2 separate regions of the Homo sapiens genome follow, and region 2 is linked to region 1. A link is a contact called in ENCODE Hi-C or POLR2A ChIA-PET data. All regions are on one chromosome and are shown on one strand. The core of a region is the stretch at or near the end of the contact, and the rest is flanking DNA. Distances in the headings are between cores, read along the strand shown.

Region 1 (6,980 bases), core at 2,737-5,236:
CAAGTACAGACGGGGTGTAGCTAAAGCTGGGGCCATGGCGGGACAGGAAAGTTTCTTTATGGGTCAAAATACTTGCAGTGTTAAACAGGCATGTTACCAAAACAGGTTCCCTCAGGGTGATGGCTCTTCGTCTGCTAGGCTGACCAGGGGGCCCAGATGGTGTGCCTGATATCTGGGAGGACGTCTCCAAGAATGTGTGACTTAAGTCACCTCACCTGGAGGTTGAAGGCCTTACATTATTTAAGCCAGAAAGGACTTCGAAGACCCTGTAGCCTCAGGGCTCCCAGACTTAATTTCATGGTCTATTACAAGTTGGAAGTAAAATACTGTAAAAAGTAACTGGTTGTCGATAAGTTTTATTTTGCCAGTTGAGCAAATAAAATACTCACCTTCTGTCATCATTTCAGAAAAGTACCTTTTAATGTAAAAAATATGGAAGACTTATTCTCTCACTCTTAACATAAAGGATATATATCCCTGTCCTTCCCCAGAAAGTCAGTATTAAACTTACACTAACAGTACACAAATATACTGTATTATATGTCTGTGTGTATCAATATGCATGCACATCATCATCCTCCTCCTTACTTTTTCCTTATCACATGGGTAGCTGTAATGTAGTGATTTAGTACGTGGACTCTGGGACCAGGATACCTGAGTTCAAATCCAGGCTCTACCACTTACCATATGAAGACCTTCAGGTAAGTTACTTAACCTCTCTGAGCCTTGGTTTTATCATCTATCATGTGAAGGTGTTAATAAGAATACATACTTTTCCAGGTGGTTATGAGATTAAATGAGTTAATATATGAAAACCACTTCACACAAAGGAAATACCCAGTAATTCATAGCCATTGTTATATTATTTTGCCACAGACTAGTGAAATCTTTATAAATTGGTATCTGGGAACCACTGACAAAGCACTCCTTTCCTTTTCCATATAAGGAACAACTTAAGTCTAGAGTGGGCATGATTTGTCCAACTCAGGTCATGGCCAGTCAGTGACTGGCATGGGCATAGAACTCAAGTCTGCTGACCAAGTCCAATGCATCTCTGAGGTTTCCTGGAAAAAAAAAAGTCAGTTAGGCAAATGACTGGAGGGTAGGATGGGAATCAGTGAACATGGGCTGAGTGTGTGCATAGAGAGGGGCGGGGAGCCAGCACTTGAGCAGAGCACACTAACCAGTTTGGGAACCCCAGGGAAGTCTGGCCATTGCTGTCTCCTTTCTCTTTCCTCCAACCTCAGAGAAAATGAATATAGGAGCAGGTGACAGCCTGGGGTTGGGGGTCGAGGGAGTCTGCACGTGGGATGGAGTAGGTCGGTAGCAATGCACTTCTACCTCTTCCTCCTTCAGCCTTCAGTCCACCCATAGAACATACGGCTGAATCTCCAAAGTCCTACCTCTTACGACTCTGCTGGTACAGTCTGTTGGATGGAGGTCCTGCCCCTCCCAGGCACCAATCACCAGAGCAACCAAGGCTGGAAATAATGCTCAACCCTTCCACTCATTTTTGCTGCTGTGGTTTGGGGACCATTCTCCATTTCCTAAGCAGACACAGCCTTGGTGAGGACCATGGGATCAGGTAGGATTGCACTCAGTGGCTGGTAACAGAATCCATGGGACTATGGCTTCTTTTTCACTCCCCATAGCAGGAAATCAGGGTGTCCAGGGCAGGCTCCTTTAGTCCCTCTGTTCCATCATCCTTCACATATGACTTTCATCCTCATGACCACCTCCTGATCACATGTTCCAGGCAGGACGGAGACAAAAGAAAATGACAAAAAGCAAGGGTTGGGTACATATCAGGAAATCCAGACTTTCCCCTAAACCTTCCAGGGGCTCCTGCTACTGGAAGCTACTCCTAGCTGCAAGGGAGCAAAGGAAAGGTCATCTTTTGTCTGGGTAACAAATTGTGGTTTTATTAAGTAAGGAAGGAGAGAATTGATATTGGATAAGAAACATTTACTCCCAGGAAGATACAAATTGGAGCCTTTTCATTTCCTTTCCTCCAAAGTTGATTTCAGCGGGATCACAGTCCAAGGAAGCATTAGCCCAGCTCCAGAAGCCTTAATGTCTGTATGGCCTTTGCTGAAACCCAGAACTCACATACAGTGGATCAGGCAGCACACAGCACCCTGCATACCTTTTTTTACAAGTCTCCTTACACTTTCCTCTGACTCCTCTCAGTGGCGCTTCCAACCTCCCTCTCTCCTGCAAAGCAAAACAAAACAAAACAAGAGAGGCCAACTGGCAGCCTGTGCTGCCCTCTCTGCACAGCCTCCCATCTCTCTGACATCTTCCCTGTTACCACGTTTTTCCCTTTGTCTTCTCTGTGCACTTTCTTGTGGAAATGGGTTTGGTCTCTGGGTTGTTACAAATCTAGGCCTCCACCCCTTAGCCCCATAAGCACAACCAAGGCTGAAAATGATGAATCTGGGAGATTATGACACAACCTGTGAACTATACTGTGATATTTCCCCCCGGCTACCCAGGTTACCAGCAAGCCAGTGTAAACTTAAGCGCTGCTTCTACAACATCTGCAGACACCAGTCAGGGTGGGTCAGCTGTGCTTTGCTCCAGCCCTGGAGACCTGCCCCATCCCCGCTCAGCCTCCTGCTCTTCTTGTTCTTATGTTGTCTGAACTCCCCACTTTGATACTCATCCTACTGGCTTCAGCCAAATAATTCCCATCTGCTCCTTCAGAGGCCCACTTAGGATGGTCTGTTTGGGGAGGTTCTCTCAATTCACCTCACTGGCCCCAAGCCAGTCTGCTGTGCTACTCTGATAGGTCAGCCCTTGGTTTATATTATTTGTATTTGTACTTGGTATTCCGATTTTGAGCTGCATTCTTTATATCTGTTCTGTCTCCACTATTAGGCTGGGACCAACCTGAGTGCAAAGTCTGGGTCTCCTGTCAACCCCTCGGGACAAGGGTTACTTTTTTTTTCCCAGCTGATGTTTCTTGGGTACCTTCCATGTGTCAGATGCTGAGGTTGGTGCTCAGGACATGAGACAGACCCAGCCCCTGTTCTCCCTCAGGACTTGCTTCTCCTGGTCCTGTCTGTGCCCCCAGGACAGCACTCTGCCTGACACATCGGGACAACTGACCACTGTCTGGACAGAGATGAGGAAGAGGATAGGGATTCAGCCCTTGGAGATGAGCCCCATCACTCTCTTCCTGGATTCCAAGTTCATACCACTCTGGCGGCTCCTCTGAAAATCCCCAGGCCTCCTCCCAGTCTCCCGGCATCCGGTGTTGCTGTTGGCCGGGCCTGCCTGCCACACAGCCAGGGACTGAAGGACATTTTATTCCAAATGAGGGCAGTCAGCTGAATTTCCAAACCAAAGATTTTTCCACTTCAAATTTTCTCCTTTCCTCTTCTGCCCAAATAACACATTTGTTTTGTAGAAAAGGGACAGAGCAGTTCTATATCTAAGGGTTAAAGACTTTATGGGGATACCTGGGGGATAGGCAGGGCTGTGGCCAAAGTCCTTATCCTGTTGGGAGGAGAGGGAAAAGAAAGGAACTGAGAAGGGCCTTCCAGTCCCCAGGAAGACAAAGGGGATAAGATCAAATCAAGGGATGCCTTTTTTCTTTCCGACCCTATACTGCACTCTCCTTCTTCTTCCATCTCCTTTTCCTGTTTTTTATTTCCTCTTCCTCTCTTCCTTCCCACTATCTTCTTCTCTCTCTTCCTCTCCTTCCTCTTCCTCCATGCATTCATTCATTCATGCATTCTCCCAGCAGACATTTATTCAGCATCTACTATGTGTCAGACACTGCCGCAAGCTAAGAATACAGAGACAACTAAGTCAAGGCTCAGAGTTCTTATAGTCCAGAGGTTGAGGAGGGTGGGGCAGACAGATGACAGGCTGGGGTGAGGAGCTACAACTGGCAAGGAGAGGTACTGGTAAATCTCCAAGTACATTCAGAAGCTCATGCAGTACATTTAGAACAAGGGAAACTCTGGGAATCAAGGAAAACTTTTTAAAAAACTTAAAACTTAAAATTTTTAAAAATAAGTATTTATTTATGTATTTCTTATTATTACTATTATTATTTTTTGAGACAGGGTCTCACTCTGTTGCTCAGGCTGGAGTGCAGTGGTGTGATCATAGTTCACTGCAGCCTCAACCTCCTGGGCTCAAGCAATCCTCCCACCTCAGCCTCCCAAGTAGCTGGGACCATGGAAGTGCATGACCATGCCCGGCTAATTTTTTTTTTTTTTTTTTTTAAGAGACAGGGTCTCTCTGTATTGCCTAGAGTGGCATTTTTTAAATAGACTTTTTTTTTTTTAGAGCAGTTTTATGTTTACATCAAAATTGAGTAGAAAGTACAGAGTTCCCCATGTATCCCCTGCCCCTCACACACACAGCCTCCCCAACTATCAACATCCCCCACAGGAACAGTCATTTGCTAAACCCGATGAACCTACATTTTAACATCATTATCACCCAAAGTCCAGAGTTCACATTAAGGTTCACTCTTGGTGTTGTACATTCTATGAGTTTGGACAAATGTATAATGAATTGTATCCACCTTTATAGGATCATGCGGAGTAGTTTAACTACCTAAACATCCTCTATGCTTTGCCTCACTTAATCTTTCAATCTTCAATTTCTTCTTCTTTGAAATGGGAAATATAACAATTATCTCATAGAGTGATCATGAGGATAAAACAAAATAATATATATGAATATTCTGCTTTAAGTGTGGGTTATTTATATAATATCACAGGGAAAAACCAAGAGAACTCACATAGTTGTCCCTGATTGTGGTATGTGCTACGGGAGAAAGGAGAGAAGCAGATAGGAAAGGATGAACTTTCGCCCAAGCATCAGGGAGACGCTGCTGCATGAGGTTTGGGCTGCAGGCGACACTGGGAGTAGTAGTAGGAGGAGGGCACGGAGGCCCACGGAATTCTAACAGGGACTCTGGACTGTTCCCTGCTCCTGAAGTAGCCCATCCCAACTTTATCCAGGCAGTCCTCTGGCTGCTGCTGGCAGGGGCTCAGAGAGCCTGTGTGAGTCACATCCACGTGGCTGATGTGGGGAGGGAAGAAGGGATGGGGAGGGCTCATGCCCGCGCAGGGCCACGCTGGCTTGGAGAAATGGTTCCTGAAAGTCCCTGGCAGAAAGTGGGCTGCTGTGGGCTGTTAATGTGCCATGCAAATCAACCAGTAAACAGTCCCCAATGAGAATCCCAGATGTCTGTTCACTCCAAAGCACAAGACACTCATTTTGGGCTCCAGGTGGGGACCAGCTCAAGTGAACCCTGCCCATGAGCTGAGGCAGGACTGCTGGTCTCTCTGTCTTCCTGCCTCTGGACGGGGACCTTGTTCCTGGAGACCTCATTGTCCTCCTACACTGAGACAGGCAGTGTCTACACAGGGAGAAGGCGACCGGCAGTACAGATGACATCAACATATCACCTTTCATTCAGGATGGGAAAAATCATTCTGGGGTCTGCTTAGGCTGTCTAGGCAGAACAAAAGAGCTGCACCATAGTGCTAGAGACAGGATGAACCATATGGTATGCTTGTGGGGTACCCCAAATTTCCACCTGAGTTGGGTCTGTTGCCAGGCAGAGGCACAGCTGGGTTTGGGGGGATGCCAGGTGCTTGCTGTATATATGCTCAGAATGCGTTGGCTTGTGGGGAGGATAGCTAGAGAGGGAGAGGTGGAATGAAGCACATCTGGTGACCCGATTTTTTGTTTTCTTGTTCTTAGTTAAGAGCCTCAGCTATTCTTGGGGCTGGAGGAAGAAGACAAGGAAACAGGCAGGGGCAGGAGAAGGAGAAAATGGGGCAGGTAGTGTATGTTACTTGGGGAGGCTCAGAGAGGGAGTGCTGTTTTGATCCCGGGAAGGCCTCTACTTCTCATGGAGTGCGAAGGGGCTTGGTGTTCCTAGGTGAGGAAGAAAAGTATGGTCACATGACCATTTAGCAGCCTCTCCCACAGGGACTCAACATGCAGTCATATCAATATATCATTCCAAAAGCAGCACATAAACACATATACCTTCAAGGATAATTGCAAGCACAGGGTTTAATTATACAGACAATGAAAGCCCACACTTCTTAGAGACACACTGCCACTGAAACACACACAGCCCTGCTCATAAAGACTAGAAGTGGTCACATTGACCCTTCAGGTCAGGGCAAATGTGCCTTGAACCAGCATCACCCTTTGGAGTTTGCAAAGTCTAATGTCCATCTCAAGTTTTCCACAAACTTCTGGAGGGTGCTCCTGCTTCTGATGAATTGTTCGATCCAGGGTCCTCTGGCCATTCCTGGTGACTGTCCCTGTTCCACACCACCACCATCCAGGTGGAGAACATGGCAGAAATACTTGCAAGGCTTCTGTGATGTGGAAAACTTAGGAAGCTTTGAAGAAATGAAGAGCTTTACATCATAGCAATAACACTAAACACTAAATAATACTAAACAACAGACATTTCTGGTATGACTTTTTAAAAATCCATTGATCATTTTCATAACTCAGGGTGCAGACTCTTTGCATGTTATTCAGCTAATCCCCTTCCCCCTCTTCATTGTTGTCTTCTTCTTAGGGGCAAAATCCGAATTCCTCTCATTTCTTACGTGGAACAACTTTCTCCAATCTCTGCTGCCAAACGTGGCTCGTGAACTCCCTTAGCATAGCCAAAAACTCACTGGAAGCTCTGAAAATAGCCCTGGTGACTTGCTGATTAAGCTCCTAGAGCAGAGGCTATCTGCCTTCCCCATCTTCCTGTACTAAGGGCAGTTTTTATTTTTCTAGCTAAATGTAAATATGCAAATATACACTTGGACACAGAACTCTCGATCCACTTCCCCAAATAGGTTAGACAGGAAGAATTCATCTATGCCATGTTCAGGGCAGTTAGCTAAATCTAAAATTGCCTCCCTCCCTCAACTTCCTACTCTCTACTTTCAGGGTTCCCGGGGCTCTTTTTACAACAGATTTATAAAGTCAAC
Region 2 (6,980 bases), core at 2,471-4,970, 57 kb before region 1:
AAGGTGTTGGAGGCCAGGCCATTGTTGGTTAGACTGTTGTGGGACAGCCGCACATACAGCAGCTTGGGCGCCCCCCGGAAGTAGCTATCGGGGACGGTGTAGACATTGTTGTGCTCCATGTACAGCTGCTCAAGAGCTGAGGGCAGCCCATCAGGCACCTTCCGAAGGTGGTTATAACTCAGGTCCAGCAAGATCAGTGACCGGAGGCCCCTCATGGAACTGCCCACTTCCTGGATCTCATTGTGTTGGAGGTACAAGGCCGTGAGGTTCTCCAGCCCCTCCAGAGCATTGTTGGGGACCCGTGAGATCTGGTTGTGGTCGAGATGGAGCTCTCTCAGGGATCGAGGCAGGGGACCGGGCATCCGGGTCAGGTTGTTGTGGTCCAGGTACAGCCTCTCCAGGTGCCTCAGCTTGGAGAAGACCTTCCTGCCCACCTTATCACTGGTGATCTGGTTGCCGTGGAGAGCAATCCAGAGCAGCCCTGTGGCATTGTCAAAGACGCCTTCCTGGATGGAGGTGATCTGGTTGTTCTGGAAGTACACATACTTCATGCGGGAGGGAACGAAGGGCAGGTACTTGAGGTTGCGATTGTCACAGTACATGGCCGTGGGGAAGTTGGGTGGGCAGTCGCACTCCTGGGGGCAGTCGCGGGGATCTGGAGGGGATGGAGAGCCGTAGGTGTAGGCTGGCCCTTCATCCACCCCATAGGGGTAAGGCTCGTAGGTCTCATACGGGTAAGGGTCATAGGGATCGTAGTAGGTGGACTGCTGGCTGCGGAGGTAGTGGAACCACCAATGAGGGTCATCTTCATACTGGGCCTGGGAGAGGGAGAAGAGCCCTGCCAGCAGCAGGAGGGAGGTCCACTGCATTTTGTCTCTGCAAGAAGCGGGAGAGAACAGAGCAAGCCAGCATGAGTGAGACTCCACAGAGGCAGTGAGGCAGAGTAGGCAAGCCTTAGGCTTTGAGCTATGCAGAGCTGACTTCCATGTCAAACATCTGAGAGCAGGAGCCTTGCTCTCATTTCTTCGGTGCCTCCTCCCAGTCTGGTTCTGCACTTGGTCCAGCCGGACCATGGCTATTTGGGGTGAGCTAAGTGCATTTTCCCCTGGTCATAGAGTCACAGACAGAATGTCTTTGAATGGGAACAGCTGCATTTTTTTTTTGGAGGGGCAGATTCTTAGGAGCCTCTAGCACTCTGAAAGTCCTGTGGGAAAGCTGAAAAGCCCACAGCAATCCCTGTGTTTGTGGTGTGGTGGTAAGGATGGTAGTGGGATGCTCTTCAGATCTGAACCCAAATCCAGTTTGGATGTTCCGGGGAAATAGTATTTTTCTAAGAGTCCAAGGAGAAAGCCCTAGGATGGGAGACCTCCAGAAGCCGCTTGACGCATCGAAGGGGAAGAGCTGAACTACATCTGGAAAATCTTTTGGTCTCTTGGGCAGGCTGGGAGTTTTTGGTCTTGAGTGTTTGGGGAGGAGTGTGGTCCCTCTGCAGCCACCACAAGGCTCAGGTTGCCCTCCAAAGTGCCATCATCTGTAACAGTCTGCTGAGTGAGGAAACTCACTGGTTAGCAGTTTGTGGCTACACATGCAACTTGGCTGGGACAGGGTCTTCATGCAGCAGTTACAAATCCTTTCCAGACTGAGGACCCTGGCACTGGGTGTGGCACTTGCCTTCTAAAGCAGGTACTCAGTGTGTGAAGTCTGAGTTAATCTGCTTCTCTCTTCCATGGTGCCTAGTAAGGTGTTAGCACTCCTCATGCTCCACCATGGGCATCATGCAAGAGCCATGTGGGGCCAAGAGAAATGAATGAGGGACACCAAAAGAATAGCTAGAGATTGGAAACTCTTGTGTATGCTCAAGGGAAAGCAGCTTGAGGTAGGACCCTGACATTCTCCTCTCCTTTCCCAAGCTACCTGCTCCCAGCGATGACACCTAGATGACCAGGCTCTGTGTCTAGGTCCCCACATTGCTGGAAACCTGTTGCTTTTGAACCTGTTGTGCTAATGAGATAGGAACAGGGCAGACTGAAGAGGAAATGTGGGTCTGATGTCATCTGAGAGGGAAACTAAAGGTATGGAAGGTAAGAGACTAGGGGTGGCCTGGGTACCCTACCCTGGTTACCTATAGCCAATGCATGACATACTCCTGTGAGCAGTGGGCATCTTCCTGAGTGTCACCCTTGGACAGAGAAACCTTAGAATCTTTCTTGGCCTGGAAGAGTCACATACAGCCCTCACATTGCTGTTGGGCCTACTGGGGTTGGCAACTGTAAACAGAAGAAAGAAAGGAGTATAAAAGCCAACATCATCAGATCCAGTGAACTGATGGGAAAGACCCCAACTATGACACTCAACAGAGTTACCTCCTGACCACCATCCATCCCAGACCTCTCTGTCCCCTCAAAACAGTTTCCTTGGGCCCACTTCATCCCATCAGTTCCTAGGTTGCAGAGGAGCAGGCACCCTGGCTCATCCACAGGCAGCCTCAGGCCTCAGACAAAGAGCCACAGTGTTTTGGAGAAGCTGACCCAACTGCCCACTGCCTGGGCAAGCTGGCTGGTTCCTGGCTCTGGCCAGGAGAGAAGACGAATGGAGCGGCCCACTGCCAACAGAGCATTTTTCCATGCACAGCCCTGGGCTGTTGCAGGACCAAGGTGGCTGTCTGGAGGGCTGGCACAGTGAGCCTCTGTCTCCGTTTCTCCTTCTTTCAGACTGGGCACCTTGGCAGACAAGAGCCACCTTCCCCTTCAGACTCAGCTTTCTAGGGGCTGTGCACCCTGCCCACTTCAGCCTCTTCTTAGAGCCATGGGTGCTGAAAGGGTTTGATGGGGAGCTTATGCCTCTCCTTACCCCATCCCATCTCTTAGCAATGTTGCTTCAGGGTTGCATAGTCTTACACTGTTTCCCATAATGCTAGAGGCCCTCCTGTGCTCAGAGTTTCTGTAAGGTCGAAAGTTTCCAGGACTGCCACACTATCAGCTGGGGGAAGTTTACTCAGGAGCTACTGCTGTTCTTTCATTTCTCCACTCTAGAGAAAGATCTCTCCCTCCTATCAGTGGAGAAGGTCAAGCCAGAGGCCATCCCCTCACCTGGATTGCATCCCCACCCCAATCCACAGCTCCCTGGACATGGCCAGTTCTCAATGCTTCTTTTTATTCTCTCCTTTCCACTCCAAACACACACACACACACACACACACACACATTCTACACAAAAGTTTCCCCCTCTCCCATAATAGCATTTATGTACCAAACCCCTCTATAAGAGAGATTGCAGGGACATCCAGGTCTTGGAATACCCTTCAAAATGCCCACACTCCCAGCATGATGGGATTTATGAGTAGCAGGGAAGAAGCTTCCCTAGACAGAGGGTCCTTCACTTTTTCATGCCTGAGAATTGGAGGTCCCCTCAGCACCCATAAAGGAACTGTAAGAGAAAGGTACAGGGCTGGAACCCCTCCCTTATACACCCTCTCTGCCACTCTCCAGCATCCCTGGGGTCATGGCCCAGATGTGGAGAAGGAGGAATGAACCCTCCCTGCCTCCCCATCTCCCCTATCCCCTACCACTTTTCCTTTATTTCTTTTAAGGAACTGCTAGGGACAAACCCGAAGTAAAACGACTATACTTACCTCAAGTTGAACTTTTCAGAGAGTGACCACGTCCCTCTGTCTGGCCTCCTTGGGTTGGAGAACGTGTGAGAGAGGAAGAGAGAGAGGAGTGAAAGAGTCTACTGAGAGTGTGCGTGCCTGTGCCAGACCAGGGTCCCGCCCCAAATTCCTAATCAAATATTGTGAAAAGGGGCTGAGGAACCCGGATCCTGGTTTTTTTCAGCTCTGCTGCAGGGGCGGAGTTCACGCTCAACCACGCAAATCCTTCGGTCCGCCTGACGCTATAAAAACCACCTTTTTTCCACTCACTTATCTTCCCTGAAACATTGGCAGCCCTGGGTCCCTTTCTGCTGAATGAGTTAGTGGCGCCCTAGAAGTTATTTGTACAGTCTCTTATGAAGCGCCTGGATTTCTCATTAAAGCCACAAAGGCAGATGCAGGGATGGGGAGGGCCAGGGTTTGGTAAGAGACATCTTAACTCCTTCAGCAACCCACATGTCCCTCCAGAGAGCGAGAACTCGCGCTTCTCAGCTCCCCCTATAGACAGGTCATCAGGCTAGTGGATAAGGGAGCATGAATGACAAGGGACAGCCGGCTCTGGTTCCAGTTCTATCCCTAAGCAGTGTAGACTTTTCTAGGCTACAGGTCCTGCCCACCTCCACCACTGGAACAAAAGGAAAGGCAGGGACTCCAGCATTTGCTGATCACTGCTTATGCACTAGCATCATCCACTTCCACTTAATGCTCACAACAAATTCAGAGTTAATAACACTTACCTTGCTGGGTTGTAGCAAGGACTGTATCAGGTGATGTGTGGGAGGCTCCTGACCTGGCACATAGCTGAGGTTCACTGTGTCCTACCCATTTCACAGCCATAGAATTCCTCAGCCAGGGAAAGACAAGATCAGAAAGCTGGGCAGGAGCTGTACCATGAAAGGACTTTTGGGCGATGGAAGTGATTTGGTTTTTATTCTAAATGTTTTTGTTGTTGTTGTTGTTGTTTGTTTGTTTGAGAAGGAGTCTCAGCTGGGCGTGGTGGCTCATGCCTGTAATCCCAGCACTTTGGGAGGCCGAGGCAGGAGGATCATGAGGTCAGGAGATCGAAAAGGAGTCTCGCTGTGTCGCCCAGGCTGGAGTGCAGTGGCACAATCTCTGCTTTCTGCAACCTCCGCCTCCCAGGTTCAAGCCGTTCTCCTGCCTCAGCCTCCTGGGTAGCTGGGACTACAGGCACACGCCACCACGCCCAGCTAATTTTTTGTATTTTTAGTAGAGACAGGGTTTCATCATATTGGTCAGGCTGGTCTTGAACTCCTAAACACAGGTGATCCACCCACCTCAGTGCCCCAAAGTGCTGGGATTACAGGCGTGCGTCATCCGGTCCGGCCTATTCTAAATGTTTAAAAAAAAAAACATGTTTCAAGCAGGAGAAGCCATGGGATCTGATTTGCATGGGATCTAATTTACATTTTAAAAGCATGTAGGAGGGGCTGCTGTATGGAGAAGGGGAGGCCAGGGTGGAAGCAGGGAGGCTCCAACCCAGCCTCAAGGAGAGGTAATGGCAGATTGGACTGGTGCAATGGAAGAGAAGATCTTATATTTTAGACAGAGAACTGACAAGTCTTGCAGAGTTAGGAAAAGTCAAGGATGATTCCTAGAATTTTAGTTTGAGCAACTGGGTAGGTGGTGGTAACATTTCTTGACATGGGAAAGGTGACGTGGGACTGAGTTGGGTAGAAAACCAAAGTTACATTTTGGATATGCTGTTAGAGATGCCTGCTAGGCATTCCCCTGGAGATGCACGTAGACCGTTGGACATATGAATCTGAATCTGGAGTTTAGGGGCTGGAAGAAAACATTTGAGAACCATTATAATGTGGGTCACACAGAATCTCAATAGCTTAGATAAACTCATGTGTCCTAAATGTTCTCTCCTCAAGTATGTTAACTGGCTTATGCCAACATCAAAGAAACACCTTTATCTTAAAAAAATACCAACTGAGAAACCCTGAGATGACTTGAATTTGAAGAATTTAGAAGTGTCGAGGCAGATGGTCCTTTTGGTTTCTCCAATAGGTTTGAGCTTTTGACTTAGCGTGTGGGCTGTCAGAAAGGGCCTTGTCAGGGACCCATTCTCAGAATTTAAGAAGAGATTTCAAAAAGATGAAACCTAATGAATGAGCCTTTTCTGACCACCTACTATAGACTAGGTGGTTTACTTATGTTATCAAAGATAACAGTAGATATTTTGCATTGGAATTAGTGTTTTTTTTTCAAAGCTACTTTTAATACTTTGGGGTGAGCCCCACAGGAATAAAAAAACACTGGGAAGGGGTAACCTCCCACCCGCCACTTCCAGGAGGGGCCAGGGGGAGAGAGGCTACGTGAGGGGAAGGAAGCACAAAAGGGACCCGCTGCAGACTCAGGGCAAAAGGAGGCCATGGGTGCGGGGACCTGCGGGCACTGCAGGAGGAAACGTGAGGGTGGTGGGACTGGCTCCAGTCACATAGGCGAAGGGCAGGAGGGTTGGACATGAAGCCACAAAGCTACTCGGGTTCCTCCTTCTTCTCTTTTGCCTTCTTCTGCTCCTGCTGCTTGGTCTCTGAGCTCCTCTGCTTGCCGCAGCAGCAGAAAGCCCGTCATCTCGACGTTTTCCCTTAACTGAGTCACTCTGCTTTTTCCTATTTTTCTAGCCAGTAAGCTCATGCTGGTTACTGCGGGTCATGGTGACAGCAGTGGCTCCGACCTGCCTCTGTTATGTCACCTCATTCTGTCAGGATTTTTTTTTTTTTATTTTTGACCCTGCTTTCAGCCAAGGAATTAGGGTTTTAGTGATATAAAGTGACTAGCTGGTAAGTGGCAAAACAAGGATCTGAACCTTGGTCTACATGACTTGAAAGCCCACACACTTTTCTCTAACTCTAGCACAGAGGATTGGCAAAGTGGAGGGGCAATGACTACCCTGCTGTCAGGCTGGCCTCGACTAAGATGAAGCTTAATTAATTACGATTGACCAATCTGCCTGAATCTGGGGGCAGGGGGGTTTTAAAGTGAGATGGGGCTGGGGTATAGGGGTTCTCTTCCTCATCCCACCCATATTTCATTTCCGTTTAATAAATTTGAGCATCTACTATGTGTTGGGCATGATCCTAAGTGTTGGAGACACAAAGAAGGCTTCGGTATAATGCCTGATTATAATAAAGCAGATCTGAATGTAGCAAACTCTGACCTCATGAGTGAAGCAGAATGGCCTTACTGTGAAAATGCTTATGAATAATGCACAGATAACTTTCTAGTCATTTTTGAGTCCAGAAAGCAGTCACCTTTCAGTGGAGGACACTGATCTTGGCAACCGAGCCTGGGAAACACTTTT

The links. A loop is a pair of places that touch in the nucleus more often than their neighbours do. ChIA-PET counts read pairs that join two places held with the same protein, here RNA polymerase II (POLR2A). Pooled maps may share reads with other maps.
Region 2: a map of ascending aorta shows a loop between it and region 1 (3-fold over the local background). The contact joins the promoter of FMOD here to the promoter of BMNCR in region 1. A Hi-C loop is called at or near these places in 11 of 168 maps with a recorded cell type or tissue (CD14-positive monocyte, K562, Right ventricle myocardium inferior and 6 more) and 7 of 50 pooled maps. POLR2A ChIA-PET finds 5 or more read pairs at or near these places in 3 of 52 experiments (AG04450, GM12878 and Panc1).

The regions. Positions count from the first base shown.
Region 1 is chr1:203,403,639-203,410,618 of GRCh38, forward strand. It overlaps BMNCR (bone marrow associated non-coding RNA), which reads right to left and starts at 3,987. Exons shown (of 3, transcript XR_001738390.3): 1 at 2,893-3,987; 2 at 2,147-2,214; 3 at 1,095-1,739. RefSeq lists a silencer at 6,529-6,729.
Region 2 is chr1:203,347,402-203,354,381 of GRCh38, forward strand. It overlaps FMOD (fibromodulin), which reads right to left and starts at 3,721. Exons shown (of 3, transcript NM_002023.5): 1 at 3,632-3,721; 2 at 1-876. The coding sequence starts at 869. It also overlaps the pseudogene LOC100131747.